2 separate regions of the Homo sapiens genome follow, and region 1 is linked to region 2. The links are chromatin loops, found by intact Hi-C in ENCODE. Cell type or tissue: sigmoid colon. All regions are shown on one strand. Links, peaks and the distances in the headings refer to the core of each region. The heading gives the core; the rest is flanking DNA.

Region 1 (9,839 bases), core at 738-8,737, 540 kb before region 2:
CACCTAATTTTAAAAAATATGTTGTAGAGACTGGGTCTCGTTATGTTGCCCAGACAGGTTTCAAACTCCTGGCCTCAAGAGATCCTCCTGCCTCAGCCTCCCAAAGTGCTGGGATTACAGGCATGAGCCACCAGCTTAAATATGCCACAATTTATTTATCATTTTTGCCTGTTGCTGGACATTCAGGTTGTTTCTTATTTATAACTATTATAAATAATACTGTGCTGCTGCATTCAAAATTTTGATCACATCCCTGGTTATTTTCTTAGGATGGATTTCTAATATAGAATTTCTAAAATGAGAGGGTATATACATTGTTTAATATGTATATTACCACACTGCTCTCCAATTTTATTCTCATCAGTCCTGTGTGAGAGCAGCCCTCTCACTACACCGTGACTGTGTTTTAGTATTACCTTTCTTTCTCTTTTGCGATTTGGGGAAAGAAATTTTTATTTCATTTAATTTTGATTTTTATTACTAGTGAGACTAAACTTTTATCATATTGGTCATGTGCATTTTTTCTTTGACAAAAATTGTATATATTAATTGTATATGGTATATAATGTGATGTTTTGATGTATACACACACACACACACACACACACACACACACACGTCAAAATGATTAAATCAAACTGTTTAACATATCCAAACATCATTTTTTTGGTGAGAACATTTTTGGTGAGCAATTTTTAAGTACACAATACAGTATTAACTACAGTCACCACGCTGTACAATAGATCCCCAGAACTTACACCTGTCTACCTGAAACTTTGTACCTTTTGACCAACTTCTGCCCATCCCCTCCCCTCCACCCCCACCCCTGCTACTTCCCAGAGTCCCTGGCAACTACCATTCTATTCTCTGCTTGACATTTTTTTTTAATTTGACTTTTTTAGATTCCACACCTAAGTGAGACTATGCAGCATTTGTCTTTCTATGCCTGGCTTATTTCATTTAGTATGTTCTCTAGGCTCATCCATGTTGTTGCAAATGACAGGATTTTCTTCTTTTTTAAGGCTGAATACTACTCCATTGTGTATATGTATCACATGTCCTTTATCCTTTCATCTGCTGATGGGTTGATTCCATATCTTGGCTGTTGTAACTAATGCTGCAATAAACATGGGAGTGCAGACACCTCTTTGGGGTACTGATTTCATTTCCTTTAGATATATACCCAGGGATGGGATTGCTGGATTATATGATAGTTCTATTTTAATATTTTTGAGAACTCCATACTGCTTTCCACAATGGCTGTACCATGTATATATATTTTTTTCTTTGGGGGAATTTTCTGTTCCTGTCCCCATTCTTATTTGTTTTATGTTGTCTTTAATTGAATTGTAAAAAGATTTTGTAAATATCAATTGATAAGTGCTCCTTATGTATTAGGAATTTAGATTTTCTATCACATTTTATTTTGTCCAGTTTACTTCATGGTCCTGGTTTTCATTTCCTCATTGATTCAGTGCATAGTCCCTGCATGCCTGCTATGTGCCAGGCCCTGCTGCAGTGTTGGGGTTACAGCACAGAGCAAAGAGACCAAAACCTCCATCCTCAGCGAACTTACATTTTAGTGGGAGCATGTACACGAGAGTGTAATTTTACAAACAGAAACACCCAGTTCCTGGAATGCCTGTTTTGTAGTTTGATAAGTACCTGTGATTAATTAAATGTTACTGCCCTAGTAATGCTGTTTTCCTTTCAGAAAACCATTGCACCCATGTGAATATGGAAGAAGAAAGACCCCTGAGCTTGGGCTAATGGAGAAAATTAGGTAATATTGTCAAATAAGTATGACTGAGAAGACATCCTTAAGACTTTCAGATGGGATTTAAGGAATCGAGAGCATGCTTAAAGGTTATTTCCTTTTTTTGCCTTCCATCTAGTCCTACAGGAGCCTCTAAAACCTTATAACCACTTGTTCATCCCACAGTCTGGACATGAAGTCTGGAGAAATGAAGTATAAAGGTGGGCTTGATGAGGACAGAGAAGCTTGTGGTCCGATAAACAGAGGGGACTGTCCCAGAAATGGCTTTATGGAATATCTGATACAACAAAGCTAACTTCACATAAGATTCCTTTCCCTCAATCAAGGTATAGAAGAGCCACCAAGACCTTCACCGGGAGCAAAACTCCCTCTACAGCCATGAGTGTGCACATGCGACTCATGGACCAAAGCCTTAGCACTTGGAAATGACTCCAGGGAAAGGCACAAACAGGATCTTGAATTGACTGAGACTGTGTTGACAATAGCAAAATAATAGGGAATCAAAATAGAAATTTTGTGGAGTTACAGAAAAATAAAGGTCTATTTCTTTCTTTTTTTTTCTTTTTTTTTTTTTTGAGACAGTCTTGCTCCATCGCCCAGGCTAAAGTACAGTGGTGCGATCTAGGCTCACTGCAAGCTTCGCCTCCCGGGTTCATGCCATTCTCCTGCCTCAGCCTCCCGAGTAGCTGGGACTACAGGCGCCCGCCACCACGCCCGGCTAATTTTTTGTATTTTTTAGTAGAGACGGGGTTTCACCGTGTTAGCCGGGATGGTCTTGATCTCCTGACCTCATGATCCGCCCTCCTCGGCCTCCCAAAGTGGTGGGATTACGCCACCGTGCCCGGCCTATTTCTTATGTATTTGAAAGATTTTGTTGTTGTTTTTTAAAAAAGGAATCACAAAAAGAGATCATCACCTAAACACTTAAGAAATTCCAGCAATTCTTAAGAAGAAAATGGAAATGCACCCAAAATTCCATTAAAATAGCATAATTTTAAGTTAACTTCTAAAACTGCAATTTGGACGGCATTATCTCTTCCAATATTTCCAAGGTGGAGACCATCAGTTCCTTCTTCATGGATTGGCTGCTCACAAGCACCACATGCCTAAATATCCCTCAAGGGCTAAAATAAAGATAACTAGCTCCAAAAGCTGCCCAGCACACAAGCAAGGACCTTGTGAAAGCAGGATCTCCAGATAGTCCTACTCAAAGATCCACCTTCTTCTCCTCTCCTTGCATGGCACAGGCCCCACTCTGCAAGCCCCCTGGGCCCTTTCCCTCTATCAGTCGCAGCTTCCTCCTTGCTGAAGCAGAAATGGCTCTTGCTGGGAGGAAGTGAGTAAACGAAGGGCCATAGAATTCAGATTGGTGGTGTCTGGAAAAGATGCCCAACACCACTAATCGTTAGAGAAATGCAGAGCAAAACCACAATGAGATGATACTTCATACCCATTAGGATGCCCATTATTTAAAAAAAAAATAGATGAGGAGAAATAGGGACTCTTGTACACTGTTGGTGCGAATGTAAAATGGTACAGCCAATAGCAAACCATGTGATCCAGCTACTCCATCTCTGGGTATATTCCCAAAAGAATTGAAAGCAGGGAATCAGTTATTTGTAGACCCATGTTCATAGCTGCAGGTGGAAGCAACCCTAATGTTCACGGAGAGATGAATGGAAAAGCAAAATGCGATACCTGCATACAGTGCAGCTTATTCAGCCTTATCCAGGAAGGAAATCCTGACACAGGCTACAACGTGGATGGACCTTGAAGACATATGGTAAGTGAAATAAGCCAGCCACAGGCAAACACCGTATGACTCCATTTACATGAGGTCTCTAAGAGTAGTCAAATTCAAAGGGACAGAAAGTAGAATGGTGATTGTTCCGACTAGAGGAGGGGAATCGTGAGTTACCGTGTAATGGGTAGGGAGCTTCTGTTTCGGAAGATGAAAAGGTTCTGGAAATGGATGGCGGTGATAGTTGCATAACAATGTGAATGTACTTAGTGCCACTGAACAGTGCGCCTAAAAAAATTGGCCGGGCACGGTGGCTCACGCCTGTAATGTCATCCCAGCACTTTGGGAGGCGGAGGCGGGCGGATCACGAGGTCAGGAGTACCAGACCAGCCTGGCCAGCATGGCGAAACCCCGCCTCTACTAAAAATACAAAAGTTAGCTGGGCGTGGTGGCAGGCGCCTGTATTCCCAGCTACTCGGGAGGCTGAGGCAGGAATCGCTTGAACCCGGGAGGCGGAGGTTGCAGTGAGCCGAGATCGCGCCATTGCACTCCAGCAACAGGGCAAGACTCCATCTCAAAAAAAAAAAAAAAAAAAAAAAAAAAAAATTCAGAAGTCAGGGAAAGGGAGAAGCCTTCAATGGCCATTTCAAACTGAAAGGCTATCTTAATTGCCAGTCCCTCTATAAGGCTTTTTTGATGTCCCCTAAACTATGCAATCTCAACAGAGGCCATATGCCTCAAAATGGGGTGCAAATTGGTTCTTAGAAGGTGGCAAAAATCATATTCTTTTTATGTACGAAGCACAGATATACATACAGTCTACATTGATACACAGCCTATCTATGTTCGTTGCATTTTACGGGGTGAGAGGTGATGAGATGAAAAACTGTCTAAGGAGAAGGGGCAATAGCGGCAACCCAGAAAAAGGGTTAGGTCCCTTAAGTTTGGGACCTAAGCGCACGTGACTCTCCATCCTTTAAACCTGTACAGCACGTGGTTCTTCCCTCCAAGCGTGTCGTATTCTCTCCGTGCGACCTATTCCCCTTGGCAGGTTCTCCCCTGGGTCCCTGGTTACTGGTGGCGCGCCCGGCCGGCACGGTCCCCGCCGCAGAGCACGCATGGCGCGCAGCCATTGCTGAGAGGATCTTTCCTACCCCGAGTCCGGGCCGACTGCGGACCACTGGCCGCTGCCGCCACGAGGGGCGCGCTTCGTCCCCAGAGAAGCCCGGAGTCACGCGGCCTCGCCCGCCCCCTCCCGCGCGCCGGGGCACAGCCTCTCCCCCCGCGGCGGCCGCTGGGCACCTCGGCCGCTTCCGCTGCCTCCTCGGCGCGCCCCGCGACTTCTCAGCCCGTGCCTGGGGTGGCAACGCCTGGGGTGGCGACGCCCAGGGTGGCTAGAGCGGCTGCCGGCGCCGCGGAAATCTGTACACACCGCAGCGCGGCCTGAGTAACTGGGTCTCTGTGGCGCAATCGGTTAGCGCGTTCGGCTGTTAACCGAAAGGTTGGTGGTTCGAGCCCACCCAGGGACGGTCAGTGCTTCTTTTCCCGAGACAACATTTACCCGATGGTTCATTTTAATAATGAGATTTTTAATCGAATAGGAGCATGATGCTACAACGTTTCTAGGACATGGACAGACAATATCCTCTTAATGTGTGGTGCCTAGTGGCTGGGCCCAAGGGAGAGACTGTGTCTGCACTGGAAGCCATGGTTTGGCAATTCTATTCCTACTACTTATCCAAGGGAAACTTGCACGTGTGCTTCAAGACACCTTCCCAACAATGCTCACAAACGGCAGTGGTAATAGCAAAACAGCAACTCAATTGCCCATTGACTGGTGAATTTATAAATTCCATTGGTGTTTCTCAGAAAAATCTGGCACCACCAAAAAGCAAATGTAGTTATTTAAGATTGTCTTCTTTGCTTCCAAAAGCATGAGCAGCCTTCCAGATGAAAACGTGTAGAGGAGTCATTATAAGCATATGGAAGCTTACCATCTTAAGAAACTATTTATTCAGTTAAGTTCTGTTACAGCTTTTGGACAACGGACTTGAATCTAGGGAAAAATGTTAATGTTTACCTTAGATTGCTGACAGAATTAACCCTGAAATTAAACTCCAGCAGAAATTGTGCGGGTTCCTGTTACAAGTTCTTGAATAACATATTTTCAACTCTGGTCTAACAGAGGACACATATTTTTCAAGCAGAATATTCACATAAGACTTTAAAGATAGAAAAACACATGATAATATGATAACATGATGATATAATTTATTTCTACCAAGATTCAGGTCCTATGGTAGGTGCTTTATCTCTGGGATCTACTTACCTCCAACAGAACTTAGAAGCCTGGAAGAAGGAGTAGTTAATAGAGTCACTAGGCTATCTTTAAAGGAATGCCTTGGCAAATGTTTGCTGATAGTTATCAATCAAATAATTGTCGATAACACAATACCCTCTGTTGTTTAGTTAGTAGCCCTGGAGAAGGAGACACAACGTCGTACTTACGGTGGAATTCCAGGCAACAGAACAAGTAGCTCTCAAAAATTTTCTTAGAGGCCGGGCGCAGTGGCTCACACCTGTAATCCCAGCACTTTGGGAGGCCAAGGTGGGCAGATCATGGGGTCAGGAGTTCAAGACCAGCCTGGCTAACATAGTGAAATCCTGCCTTTATTAAAAATATAAAAATTAACTAGGCATGATGGTGCACACCTGTAGTCCCAGCTACTCAGGAGGCTGAGGCAGGAGAATCACTTGAACCTGAGAGGTGGAGGTTGCAGTAAGCTGAGATCGTGCCACTGCACTCCAGCCTGGGTGACAGAGCAAGGCTCCTTCTCAGAAAAAAAAAAAAAAAAAAAAATGTTCTTAGGTAGGAATCTTTCCGATGCCCATCAAATTCCAAACGTCCTGTCTACACTTCTGGGTAGCTTATAGTAGAAACCACAAAATGAGGGGAAATTAGATCATAAGATAATTTATATACTGTTCAAACCTAGTCTTACATTTCAAGATGCAGGGCATATATTTGCTATCACTACAATTACAGGGACTTAGAAAACATGCCCTTGGAAAACATGCCCTTCCACTTTGAAGCTGAATATATTACCCTAGGCGAGAGCAGAGATCATTTTCTGTTATCAATGATCATTTTTAGGCTCCAAGGGATTTCCTTCAAGATACACTTCAAATTTTTTGTTGTTGTTGTTGTTTTCAGATGGAGTCTTGCACTGTTGCCCAGGCTGGAGTGCAGTGGCACAGTCTCCGCCCACTGCAAGCTCCGCCTCCCGGGTTCATGCCATTCTCCTGCCTCAGCTCCCTGAGTAGCTGGGACTACGGGCGCCCGCCACCACGCCCCGCTAATTTTTTGTACTTTTTTTTTAGTAGAGACGGGGTTTCACCATGTTAGCCAGGATGGTCTCGATCTCCTGACCTCGTGATCCGCCCGCCTTGGCCTCCCAAAGTGCTGGGATTTCAGGCGTGAGCCACCGCTCCCGGCCTCAAATTCTTGAGCTTAGCAAAAGGGCTTCTATAGTCCATACCCTAGTCTCCTACCATGTTCCTTCATGAAAGCTTCACACAGTTACATGCAGTTACCAAGGGTTCCCTGAGTTACCCATGCAGACTTACACGCCCCACCTAGATCCTCTCCCTGCTCTGCCCTTCTCCACCTCCACCCCACTTAGCTGGGAGACATCCGCTGAGGCATCACCTTCTCAGGGAACCTCCCCTGATGCTGCTTCGATCTAATATAGACACCCCTTCTCCCAGCAGTCACCACAACCCCCGGAAACAGTGAGTTGCTTGTCACCTCCACTGAGATATGAACTCCTTGGGAGTAGGGACCAGTTCTTCATTCCCAGTGCTTGCCCCTCTAGCACAGACCTGTCCCCTAGCACATGTTCAGTGCAGAGGCACTCTCTGCCTTCTCAGGGTATGGTTCACAGATGGACAACCAGATAAAAATGCATCTGATGGAGTGTCAGCAAGTCAGCCAAAGAAAAATGTTCCCAGGCCACGAAGTAAGTGGCCAACATAGACTGGGGCTGTGAGCCTTCATTGAGGATTTGAAACAACCCTGAGAGATGTGGGCAGGCAGGTGAGAGGCATTTAAGGCCAAGGAAAATTCCAGACAAAACGAGAGCGAGGGTAAGAAATGAACATAACCAGTACATAGGACAAGTGTACTTCAAGAAGGTGCAGGGGAAATGTTCTTAGCTCCTGGAAGGTCCTTGAATACCTAGGATGTGGCTAACTTTACCCCGTAAGGGAAGGGAGTAACTTATTAGAGATTTCTGTTTCAGGGTAGAATGAAATCTATTTTAGGTGATTAGTGTGGCAGCAATGTAGGGGAAATAGTAGATCAGAGACTAGTTAGGAGGAAATTATATTTCAAACGAGGCACAACGAGGTTCTGGGTTCAAATAGGCCTGGAGAAGGCAGCATGGGTGCAATTCAAGGGAAAATTGGGCAAGTGTTGGGGACTGCAGCAGTGGGGAAGTGTCTATGGTGATGCCTACATTTAGAACCTGGCTGATGCTACTAATAGGAATTCAAAATCTGAAAGGGTCTTAAAGAAACCTAGGAATAAATATTACAAATTGTCCAAACTCTTAGCTTACTTTACATGTGGCTGATTCCCCACCATGGAGTTGCTCTGGAACCTAGAACCTAATTTCAGAAACAATCTTTGGCTTTGGGTTTTTTGGGGTTTTTTTGTTTTTTTTTTGTTTGTTTGTTTTTGCATAAGAAAGCATCTTTCATTGGATTTTGTTTTTCAGTTAAATTTCATTTTAGGTTTAAGTTAAACTTCATTTATTGAAGTCAAACTTCCCAAGAGACTACCTTATGGATACATGGAGCCCTGTGAAAATCCAAATGACAGCCTAAAGACCCTCTCCCTAAAATATCCATATTTAGAGATGAGATTTTGTCCAGTGTCCAAGAGAGTCACAGGCCCTCTAAAACAGAGTTCTTGGCCCCCAGGTTTTGAAGACCTGGCTTTTACTTTATTTATTGGATTTACATTCTAACTACTGATAAAGGCCACAAAGCATGTCAAATCCGAAGTGTTTAGGTACAGAAAAATTACTAAACTGGAGACTTTAAGGTAACACAAAAATAAAAAACCAGAATAGTTTAATACTATTGACAAGTCACAAAGAGAAACAAGTTTGATTTTTTTTGGCTTAGTAATTAAGTAGGTCTATAAAATTAATAATAAAGGACTTGAGACAAAAAAAAAAAAAAAAAGCTGCCTTGAGGTTTTAACACTTAATGCTTTATTGTTGCAATCTGGAATGACCAGCTGGGAGGGGCTTTAATATATTGATCCTTTCAGGGTCATCACTTCTGCGGAGATTTACTCCATCAGCAGATACCAATTTGCATTTTTTCCCTTGTGAGTTACTTTAATGACACCCAGCAAATTGCGATATTTTAGTTACCTCTCTTAGAAATGGAGCCATTTTTCACCATGCTTTTTTAGTAAAAACAAAACAACAAAATTATTTTCTGTCAAAGATAAGAAACTAGTTATTCCCAAACAGGTATATCAAATGCACACTTCAAAATAAGGAGATTCTGAATTACCTTAGCAATAAACTTGAGTACATTATTGTATGTGTGAATATGAACATAATGATCATTTATACTTCATTGAATGATATATTCACTTATACTTGAGTATAGGTCTGATCATTGGAATTCATTGTAATAAATATCACATAGGGCCGAGCATGATGGCTCACACCTATAATCCCAGCACTTTGGGAGGCCGAGGCGGGCGGATTGCCTGAGCTCAGAAATTCAAGACCAGCCTGAGCAACACGGTGAAACCCCATCTCTACTAAAATACAAAAAATTAGCCGGGCGTGGTGGCATGCACCTGTAGTCCCAGCTACTAGGGAGGCTGAGGCAGAAGAATTGCTTGAGCCCAAGAGGCAGAGGCTGCAATGAGCCAAGATCGCGCCACTGCACTCCAGCCTGGGCGACAAAGCGAGACTCCGGCTCTGAATAAATAAAAAAATAACACATACGTGAAAATCTGCCATGGATAAGAGCCAATATACAACTGAAGTTTAAAATATAGAATTTCTCTATTAATTACCAAGCACAGGGATTCTTTACACCACAAGCGCCACAGCCAATGGGACACCAGTTTACAACCGCAAACATTTTGCTATCCTGCTAAACAGGGCTGGTTTATATTGCCTTAAGGCCGAGGGGAGCATTCACTCTGAGGTGAGTTGTGGAGATACTTGAACCTCCTCAGCATATTTAGATAATATCAGCCTCCCAGCCCAGTGAAAAGGCTTGTAAGAA
Region 2 (9,839 bases), core at 958-8,957:
TCTGCCTGAGGTCATCAGCTGGCAGAGCCAGAGCCAGATCGTGAATTCCAGCCAGGGTCTCTGCTTCCCCTCCCCACCCACAGTCCTCACGTTGTGTCCTGCTTGGGTTCTGGGACCAGACTGTTTTGAGGAAAGGTGTCTGAGACGCACCCAAGGCACTCTTGGGCTCTGTCCCTGCCTTGCCAGCTTCTCCTCACCTCCTGGAACCATGGACGAGTTGAGATGAGAGAGAGGGCCAGGAGCAGCCGGCGAGGACACACAGCTGTGCTTGTGGATGGAGCTCTGGTTTCTCTGTGTGCTGGTGGCAGTGGTGGAATTTCCTCAGCTGAGAAGTGCAGACCTGGGAGCAGACATCAGCCACCACCCTGTGTGTGGCTGCTCTGTAGGCCTGAGGTGCCCAGATCAGAGTGGAGAGGACAGGCTTGCTGTGGATTGTGAGGTTGGAGCACAGGGTGCCAGAGGCAACAGACGTGGATTGTAGTCTCATCTCTATCACTTGTTATCTGTAAGATCTTGGGTTAGTTTTTCATGAAAACCTCCAAGCCTCAGTTATCTCATCTGAAAAATGGGGATAACAGTATTTACTTACCCCCCAGGGTCGCTGGGAGGATAAGATAACATGCATGGAGTGGAGGGCCTGATCCACTGTAAGTGTGTGAATTAACACCATCTGGCATCACTGCCACTTCGTTAAGGCTGGAGGCACCAGATGGGAGCGCCAGGGAGAAGATGCCTTGCCACACAGCTGGCTGGCGCCAGGCTCACCCTCTCCTGAATCCAGTGGGTCTCTCTATAACTGAGCCAGTGGCTTTTAAAAAAATTAATTACTTTTAAATTAAGTTCATGAGAGGAAACAGTTTCAAAGCTGCCTCCAGTCCTTGTGTAACTCTTGTCACAGTGGGAGAGACGGTGAGTTGAGGGTGGGGACGGGGCTCAGGGTGGGAATGGAGAAGGAGACAGGGAAGGAAGGAGGGTTGGCGGCCTCTGGGGTGGACAGCAGGAGGCCTGGGCACCTGCCTGGGGTTCTTCCTCCAGCTGCCCACTACACATCTGCACTTGGAGGTCAGCCCTGGATGGAAAGAACTCTTGGACTTCCCTGCAAACCAGTGTCCGCCCATCTTCCTTGTCTCAGTAAATGGCCATCCAGGCATCTGCTTATTTAGGCCCCAAACCTCACAGGCATCCTTCACCCCTTCATCCTTCGTCCCCTACAACCAGAATCAGTTGGCAGGTATGTGCTGGCTGCTCTTCCAAGATCGTTCTTACATATATTGTCTTCTTGCTCCCGCTAATGCAGATGTTAGGCAGAAGGAGGCCATGCATCAGCAGGATGGCTGAGACCAGGTGGAGAGCAGGCTAGGGCCAGCTCAGGCAGATGACACCCTCAGTCACCCCAGCCACCCCGGGGCTCCAGCACAGTCCCCCACTGCCCTGTCCCCCAAGGTTAGAGCCACCATGGGAAGGAGGAGAGCGAGGGCCTGAGAACCCAGCTGAGAGTGCAGCAGTGCGGGGTGTCTGTCTCCCCCTTGGGCTGGAAGTGGCCCTTTCCCAAGGTTTTCCCGGGAGTGGAGTTGAAGTCTCTGTCTATGGGGGCTTGAGCCGTGCAGGGCATTTTCTCTCACACTGTCCCTGGGGGCAGGCCACATCCCTTCTTGCCTGGATCACTGATGTCCAGTGGCTCATTGGTTTGGTTTCCTCGCTGCCCCTCTCTGGCCCATTCTACAGCCAGCAGCCAGCGTGACCTCCTGAAAACACGCATGGGGTCACATTCCTCACCAGATTCCAGCCTGTTCCCACCTGAGACTGAAGCTGGGCCCTTGGCTGGAAGGAGCTGCCCCCGCAATGGTTGGAGAGCTCTCCTTGCTAATGGGTGTTCAACAATCAATGCAGATTTGGCTTCACACGGCTTCCCCAGGCTGGTTGCCTGCCCTGCACCACCCACACCAGCGCTGCCTCCCCAGGTCAGCTTTCTTTTCCATGTTGCCCTGTTTTGACCACATTTCTCACCCACTGGATTTATCTTCCTCCTTTAATCACTCACTTGCGTGTAGTTGACTTGCTGCTTCTCTCCTCCTAGGGCTCAAATTCATTAGAGTGAGGGCTTGGTCTTATACCCCGCTGTTCCTGGCATATAGTAGGTGTTCAATTAAACATCTGTTAGGGGGTGGAGTTGCTGGCAGGGAACACGTTGTCCAGGACCTTTCTTTTTGCAGAGGACTGAATAAGCTCATAAGAGATGGCTTTGTGTCTTTCTCAGGAGCTGCCCTAAGGCTTTGTAACCCTCCACATTAGGACTTTCTTTCTGCTCTGTCAGGCTCATATTTGTTTTCACTGAATCATGGTTTTACAGCCAAACCAGCACAGCATAGCAGTTAAGGCTAGGGCAGGGGTTTGGCTAGAGCAGGGGTTTGGATGACAGTTAAATCTGGGTTTAGAGCCAGGTTCTGCAACTTGCTAGCTTTGCAAAGCTCCGAAAGTTACTTCACCTCTTAGAGCCTCTGTCTTCTTGGCTGTAAAGTGGGGTGTCTTACAGAGTTGTGACAATTCAATAAAGTGATAAAAACAAAGCCATTAGCACAGTGCATGGTAGCCAGAAGGGCCACAAAATATTTCTCCACTATTATGAGATCTGAAGATGGTGGCAGAGGGCGCAGTGCCTGGCTTTCTGGAGATCAGTGGATGTCTTTATGGCCACTGCTTTAAATCCTCTGTGGGTGACCTTTCCCCTGTTGTTCGTCTCTGCTCACATGGATGAAGCTGAGGCCCCCAGAGGAACCCTGGAAGCCACAGAGCTGGCAGGACCTAGGGCCCCTGCCCCTTGCCCCTGCTGACGGAAGGAGTCACTCACTGAACGAGCTGCCCCATCTGGCAGGAGTGTTGTCTGTCGGGAGGCCGTGTGTCCCTGGTTACAATGCAGTCACTGTCCAGTGGCCTGTCACCGGCCAGGACAAAGCTAGCCTGTTTTGGTCATTAGCTGTTGCTCTTTCAAAATAAAGAGAAGCCACAACTGAGTCTTTACCGAAGTTATTTTTAGATTTCTGGCTTCATAACAACCCTGGAATTTCTTATTTTCTCCTACTCTTCCTTTTATTTTGTTTTATTTTTTTTAAAAGCAGACAAGTCAACCTAGAACATTGAATAAATAACCCACCAGAGACAGCACGGAACGATCCGAGGCCACAAAACACATCACTTGTCCCTGGGTGATCTAAGGAGGTAAACGAACCTCTTTGGTTACAAGAACCTCAGCTGTCCAGAGACACCTGCCGGACACAGACTCCACTATGGGGCTCCCAGCTCTGGCCCGGTGGCTAGACGGGGCGTCAGGACAGGGCCACCACCTCCTGGGCTGGCACTGGAGGCGTGTTTCCAGCAGGTGTGTTTCCAGCGGTTGCTTGCTTTTTGTCCTGGGCCTTATCAACAGGGTGGAGTGAAAGGGAGCTTCCAGGGGAGGGCTCTCAAAGAAACACGCCTGCGCGGCCCTGCGGCTGGGGCGTCCCAGGCAGGCAGCACAGGCGGTCCTCACTGAGCTCTGTCTTCTGCTCCAGAAGGAGGATCAGCCCCAGAACCACAGGGAGATGCACTTTTACCAGGACCCATGGGCTCCCTCCCGGCAAGGACCAATAAAGTGATTAAATGAAAAGAAGTAAAACCCTCGGCTCAGGCAGCCAGCAGAGGCTGGGCCTTCAGGGTCACTAAGGATACGTGCAAAACCGCCTGCCCACAGCGCTGTGGCCTGCCTCGGTTGACAGTCACGCATAAGCCGGCCTGCCTTAGGTGGCCGAGGAAGGGAAGAAGTGGAATCATGGAAAACATCCTCCCAGTGGACAAGGGCGTCAAATGGCTGGTCCTCCAGGACAGGAGAGAAGAGAGTCTAAACCAAGAACCCCAGCCCGCTGGCTCTGGGGAAAGAGGGTGGCTGGAGAGACTGCCCCGGCGGCCTAGGAGGAGTGATCCCCGGGACCTTCTCCCAGCACGGCCCACCCAGTGCAGGGACGGCAGCGCCACCAACTCTCTGGGCTCTCGGTCCTGCCTCCGGGTCCCCGTCGCTATGGCCTGGACCTCTGCCCCCACCCAACATGGAGCCCCTTAAGAGCAGGGACGGGTCTCACTCCTCTCTGCCGTCCTCACCCCGGCTCTACGTCCAACCCTCAGTGAGTGCCCCCCCAAGTACTGAATAATGAATAAACGCATGTGCACCGAGGACGTGCGAGGCGTTCGTTTCTCCACCAGCCCTTCCTGGCCCTCTCTGCAGAGGCAAAGGCTGAGAGGAGCTTCCTTGCCAGTTCTGGGGGCGGGTCCCTGGTCAGGCGCGTTTCATCTCAGCACACAGCAGCCCAAGCGAGGCTCTCTCTCAAACAAGGAGAAGCCGCCCCCTGCTGGCCGCAGCCGATAGTGTCACACAAGGCAAGCAGGAGCCCTCTCAAAGGAGCCGGCTGCCAGCTTGGTGCTTACAATGGGCTGGCTGTGCAGGAAGAATGAGTTCAAGAGAGCTATTGTACAACGAGGTAACTAGAGTTAATAACAAGATATTATATCCTTAAAAGTTGCTAGGAGAGTAGATTTTAAGTCTTCTCATTGCAAAAATGGTGTGTGAGATAATGCATAATTAGCTCGATTTAGCCAGTCCACAAGGTACACATATTTCAAAACATTACATTGTACACGATAAATATAAACAATTTATATTTGTCGATTAAAAATAAATTTAAAAACACAGTTTTAAAAAGCTGAGATTTTCCTCCCCTTCTATTTTACTCATTTCTTTCCTATACCCAAACTCCTGCCATTTCCAGTTACTAACCCTGTGAATACTAGGTGAAAGTTAGCAATTTGTGTTGGATATAATTTCATCTCAGAAGACAAGGAAAAGGTGAACAACTATAGGAAAGGAAATAAAAAATAATCATTAAACTCTCAAAACAAACTCACCACCAGGGTTATGAATTTTTAGAACTGATCATCTATTTTCATGTAACAGAGAAATTCATATTCTTTGAGAAGGAGCTATTTCTTCTCTAACACAAAAGGGAAAGCGTTTATTAATAACTGACATTTGACAAGAGGGCACGGCATGTGCATTCCTGTTTGTGGGTGAGTTTGGTAAACAACAAGTCTCTTTTTTTTTTTTTTTTTTTGAGACGGAGTCTCGCTCTGTCACCCAGGCTGGAGAGCAGTGGCACAATCTCGGCTCACTGAAGCCTTCGCAGCCTCCATCTCCTGGGTTCAAGCGATTCTCCTGCCTCAGCCTCCCAAGTAGCTGGGATTACAAGCGCCTGCTACCACGCCGGCCGGTTAATTTTTGTATTTTTTAGTAGAGACGGGGTTTCACCATGTTGGTCAGGCTGGTCTCAAACTCCTGACCTCAGGTGATCCACCCGCCTCAGCCTCCCAGAGTGCAGGGATTACAGGCGTGAGCCACCGCGCCTGGCCAACATCTCGTCTTTTGACAACAGCCTCTCTGAAGGTTTGGGTCCATGTGCCTAGCATGGCCACAAGGGGTGCAAGGTCTTGGAGAACATGGGATAATTTCTTGGTTTCAGAATTCACATCCAGGTTTTCAATATCTTCATTTTGTTGTGATCATGTTAAATAACTTCCATTGCAAAAGGTGCTCAGAACCTGTGCCGAGCTAGTGTGAGTGAAGACACAGCTTGTCCTTGCAAAGTTGCGTCTGCAAACAGAGCAACCTGATCTTTGAAGGTATCCTGGAAATCCACAGAGAGAGCTCCTTTCCCATCACTCAGCTCAGTATTAGCCGTGCATCACAGTGAAAAGAGCGTGGGTTTTGGAGTCACACAGGCTTCTGTCCAAATCATGGCTTTGCTGTTTGCTAGCTGGGACTCAGGCCGCTTCTTTAGCTTCTCTGAGCCTGATTCCTCTTCTGTAAAATTGAGGTACAATGTAGAACATAAGGTGGTGGTGACAATCAGGTGTGGCATTTATTTGTTTTATTTATTTATTATTTATTTATTTGAGACGGAATCTCACTCTGTCACCCAGGCTGGAGTGCAGTGGCACCATCTCGGCTCACTGCAACCTCCGCCTCCCGGATTCAAGCAATTCTCCTGCCTCAGCCTCTTGAGTAGCTGGGACTACAGCCGCGCGCCACCGCACCCGGCAAATTTTTTGTATTTTTTAGTAGAGATGGGTTTCACCATGTTGCCCGGGTTGGTCTCAAACTCCTGAGCTCAGGCAATCCACCTGCCTAGGCCTCCCAAAGTGCTGGGATTACAGGTTTGAGCCACCGCGCCCGGCCCAGGTGTGGCAGTTCTAAAGGTGGAGGTTACCTCCGTAAATGGTGCCCAGTGATTATTAACGGTGTTTGGCCACTATCAGTTCTGGGTGTCAGAGATGCCTACAGCACACAGGGATTACATTTCTGTTGACTAAAAATCTACACTAGTTTCACAATTGGATTATGAAGTTTGGGTTCTCAGAGAGATACTTTTCCTCCTTTCTTTTCTGGAGTGACACTTTTATCCCACCCTGCTGCAGGGCAGTCCGTGAGCATCGAGGCTTCCTCAGGCCTGTGCCTTACCACCTCCCTGATGTGAATTGGATTTGCTGTCACTACCTTAGCTGGTAGTCTTCAAACTATTCTGACCATGCTTCTCTATGATGAAAAATGTTGGGGCAGGTGTACCCTCATCTACGTATGTTTATTTTAAATTACAAATATGCGGCCGGGTGTAGTGACTCACGCCCAGCACTTTGGGAGGCCGAGGTGGGCAGATTGCTGGAGCTCAGGAGTTCGAGACCAGCCTGGCCAACATGGTGAAACCCTGTCTCTACTAAAAATACAAAAAAAATTAGCTAGGCATGGTTGGCAGGCACCTGTAATCCCAGCTACCTGGGAGGCTGAGTCAGGAGAATTGCTTGAACCCGGGAGGTGGAGGTTGCAGTGAACTGAGATTGTGCCATTGCACTCCAGCCTGGGTGACAGAGGAAAACTCTGTCTCAAAAAAAAAAATTACAAATATGCATACATATGCACACACATATTCTACTGTCCATTTATTTATCACATATTTATGTAACTCAAGCTTTTATTCTTAAACAAAATAATTATGAATAGAATTTTTACTTTCATCTTCCCATATTGGAGTAGATTTACTTGGGCATCTGCTTCGGAGACCCCATGTCCTCAGGGTCTGGGAAGGGTCAAATTGCCCAGCCTCTAGACACCATGATTCCCTTCATCCTGGCATCACCACATCACCATCCTGCTACTCTCACAGGAAGCTACATTTCCCTCAGTTTCCAAGTGTTCATGTCTCGATGACATGAGTGGATTTGCCATCCATTCATTGATTGAGTCATGAGCCCTACAAACATTCATGGGGAGGGTCCTGTTGAAGAAACTTCACATTATGCCCTGAGGTAAAGAGGGGGGAGGTCAGAAGGGTGTATTCGGATGGCCTCTCTGACTTCCTGATGCTAACAGCTTTCTCAGAGGTTATTGTGAGGCCCAACCACTATCATGCTTGGAAAGCTCCCAAGGCGGAGGAGAGGGGCATGTGGTGAGGACTGTGGGAGGGTTATTGCCTCTCCTGCATGCCACTTCCATCTGTCTATGGAATAGCAGTTACAATACCTGCATCTGCACCAATGATGCTTCTGCTGCCTTCCCAAGGATGGTGGAGTGTGAAGTGCTATGACCACCCTCAGCAATGAATGTTCAAGAATCACTCACTGATCACATCATTTATGATTAAGATTTGGACACTGATATATAACAACTATTAGTGATTCTTTGGAAGACTGGTATGCATTTCTAGATTCTATTCACTTAAAGTTTTAAAAGTTTTAAGCAATTGGCTGGGCATGGTGGCTCACGCCTATAATCCCAGCACTTTGGGAGGCTGAGGTGGGTGGATCACCTGAGGTCAGGAGTTGGAAACCAGCCTGGCCAACATGGCAAAACCCCATCTCTACTAAAAATACAAAAATTAGCTGGGCGTGGTGGTGGTTGCCTGTAATCCCAGCTACTCGGGAGGCTGAGGCAGGAGAATGGCGTGAACCCAGGAGGCGGAGGTTGCAGTAACCCGAGATTGTGCCACTGCACTCCAGCCTGGACCACAGAGCGAGACTCCATCTCAAAAAAAAAAAGAGCAAGATGAAACTTCATGAAGACAGACCAACAGCATGGAAAAAAAGGATGACTAGAAAGGAGAAAAGTGAAAACTGCAGGAATAGTCAAACTGCAGAGCCAGATGGGGTTCATCAACCAGCGATATGCACATACAGGTTCTGAGACAGGAAATGTGGGCTGCAAGCATGAGCAGAGCAAGATGGGAGAATCTTACACCTATTCAATCAACACAGTGGTGGTTTGCTAATAATTACACAGACGTTCTGCCAAGCCATACACCCTACCTGCTACAGCTAGTTAGTGTTGCCATTATCATCACTGTTGCAACTGCAACCTTGAGAAGTTCAGGGCCTAGTTGGGAAGACATACCTAACAAGCTGTAAGAGTTCCTTGCCCCCTTGCTGGCCAGCCCAGGGGCCTTTACCATGTTCTCCCCACATCCGTAAATAAACTTCCTCCGCTACACTGTAAAAAAAAAAAAAAAAAGAAAAGAAAAAGAGTTCCTACAAGTTAATTAGTATAACAGATGTCTGAATAATCGACTATGTGATGCATAAAAGAAGTAACTTCTGGGGGTCAGGGAAGATTCTGGAGGGGCAGGGACATTTGAACTGGGCCTTGAAGACTATGTAGGAGTGCATGAGGTAGAGAACAGGAGAAGTGTATTCTGGGTAGGGGAATGGGGAGCAGCATGTGCCAAGACCCAGATCATGGAAGAACTTGGCAGGTGTTGAGGAGTGAAAGATTAGTGTGGAAGGAGATAAGGGAGAGTGTGTGAGTTGGATAGCATATAAAGCTAATGAAGTATGTTACATAAAGTTCATGTGAGCTGGGCTAACACATTCCAACTCTGCTATGTTGACAACAAAGGTCTTTAAGCAGGCAGTAACAGAACTGCCATGCTCACTGGCTAACTTCTGAATTCAGAGTCTCGCTCCCAGGCAAGTGAGCTATTGAGGCTGCCCTGGATGGGTTGGCATCATTTTGGGCCTGGTCTTCAATCATCCATGTTCAGAGACTGACTCTAAAACACCGTGTGATTTCTACTGGGGCAGCCCTGCCGTAATTCTTAGTGCCTCATGGTTTGCTTGGAGGCCCTAAAAGTGCCTAGAGGTTCCATGGGTGACTGAGTCCTCAATCAGATCTCTTGCCCCACTGAAGGAAATGGTCCCTTCTGACCAGTGACTGACCACCTGGCTTCTGGGTAGAGTTCAGTGTTGAGAGAAGGAATGAGTTGGGTCTTCCATTGGGCTTGGCGTTTTGCTGCCATAAATGGAATCCCAGCCTGCAGCAGCATCTGACACTCAGAGGTGACTGAATGCTAAAGGCACTTTGGAGCTCCCAAACCATGTTGGTGCCGGGGAGTGGGAGGAGAGAGAGGCCCCCTCTCTCAGCTTCAGGGGGATCTACGCAGGAAGTAGCCCAATGGAGTAGCGGTTGGAGTCTTCATTTGGAGTAAATCTAGGTTTGACTTCTATCTCAGCCACTTACTAATGAAGTGACCTCACGAGTGATTCATCCTCCTTGTGCCTCAGGTTCTCCTCTGTAAAGCGGAATGGCAATAGCCTTCTTATTAGGTTCTAGTGCAGATTTATTGCAATTTAATGAAATAACATATAAAATGCTTAGCATAGAGACTGGCATCCAGTAGTTAATAAATGGTAGCTGTTACTGACTTATTCAAGATAAGGTCTCTTTAGTGACAACCTCTTTCCTCCTCATGATTCCCAGCCTTCCGCCTGGC

Evidence for each region. A loop is a pair of places that touch in the nucleus more often than their neighbours do. Peaks named below come from ENCODE experiments on the same cell type or tissue, not always from the same donor. Only the 100,000 strongest peaks of a DNase experiment are listed, where the experiment ranks them.
Region 1: it touches region 2 in a loop (5-fold over the local background); 10 of 110 quality-filtered maps call a loop at or near these places.

What each region holds. Positions count from the first base shown.
Region 1 is chr13:30,669,172-30,679,010 of GRCh38, reverse strand. It overlaps TRN-GTT2-4 (tRNA-Asn (anticodon GTT) 2-4), which reads left to right and starts at 4,974; the gene lies at 4,974-5,047. RefSeq lists a silencer at 4,615-5,124. In sigmoid colon, for the core only: a CTCF peak has its summit at 4,719; a DNase peak (open chromatin) is centred at 4,830; H3K4me3 peaks cover 1,176 bases; H3K27ac peaks cover 938 bases.
Region 2 is chr13:30,127,267-30,137,105 of GRCh38, reverse strand. No RefSeq gene overlaps it. Among named protein-coding and RNA genes, the nearest start is that of LINC00384, 21 kb to the left of the region's middle. In sigmoid colon, for the core only: a CTCF peak has its summit at 4,376 (motif pointing left); a DNase peak (open chromatin) is centred at 4,365; H3K27ac peaks cover 338 bases.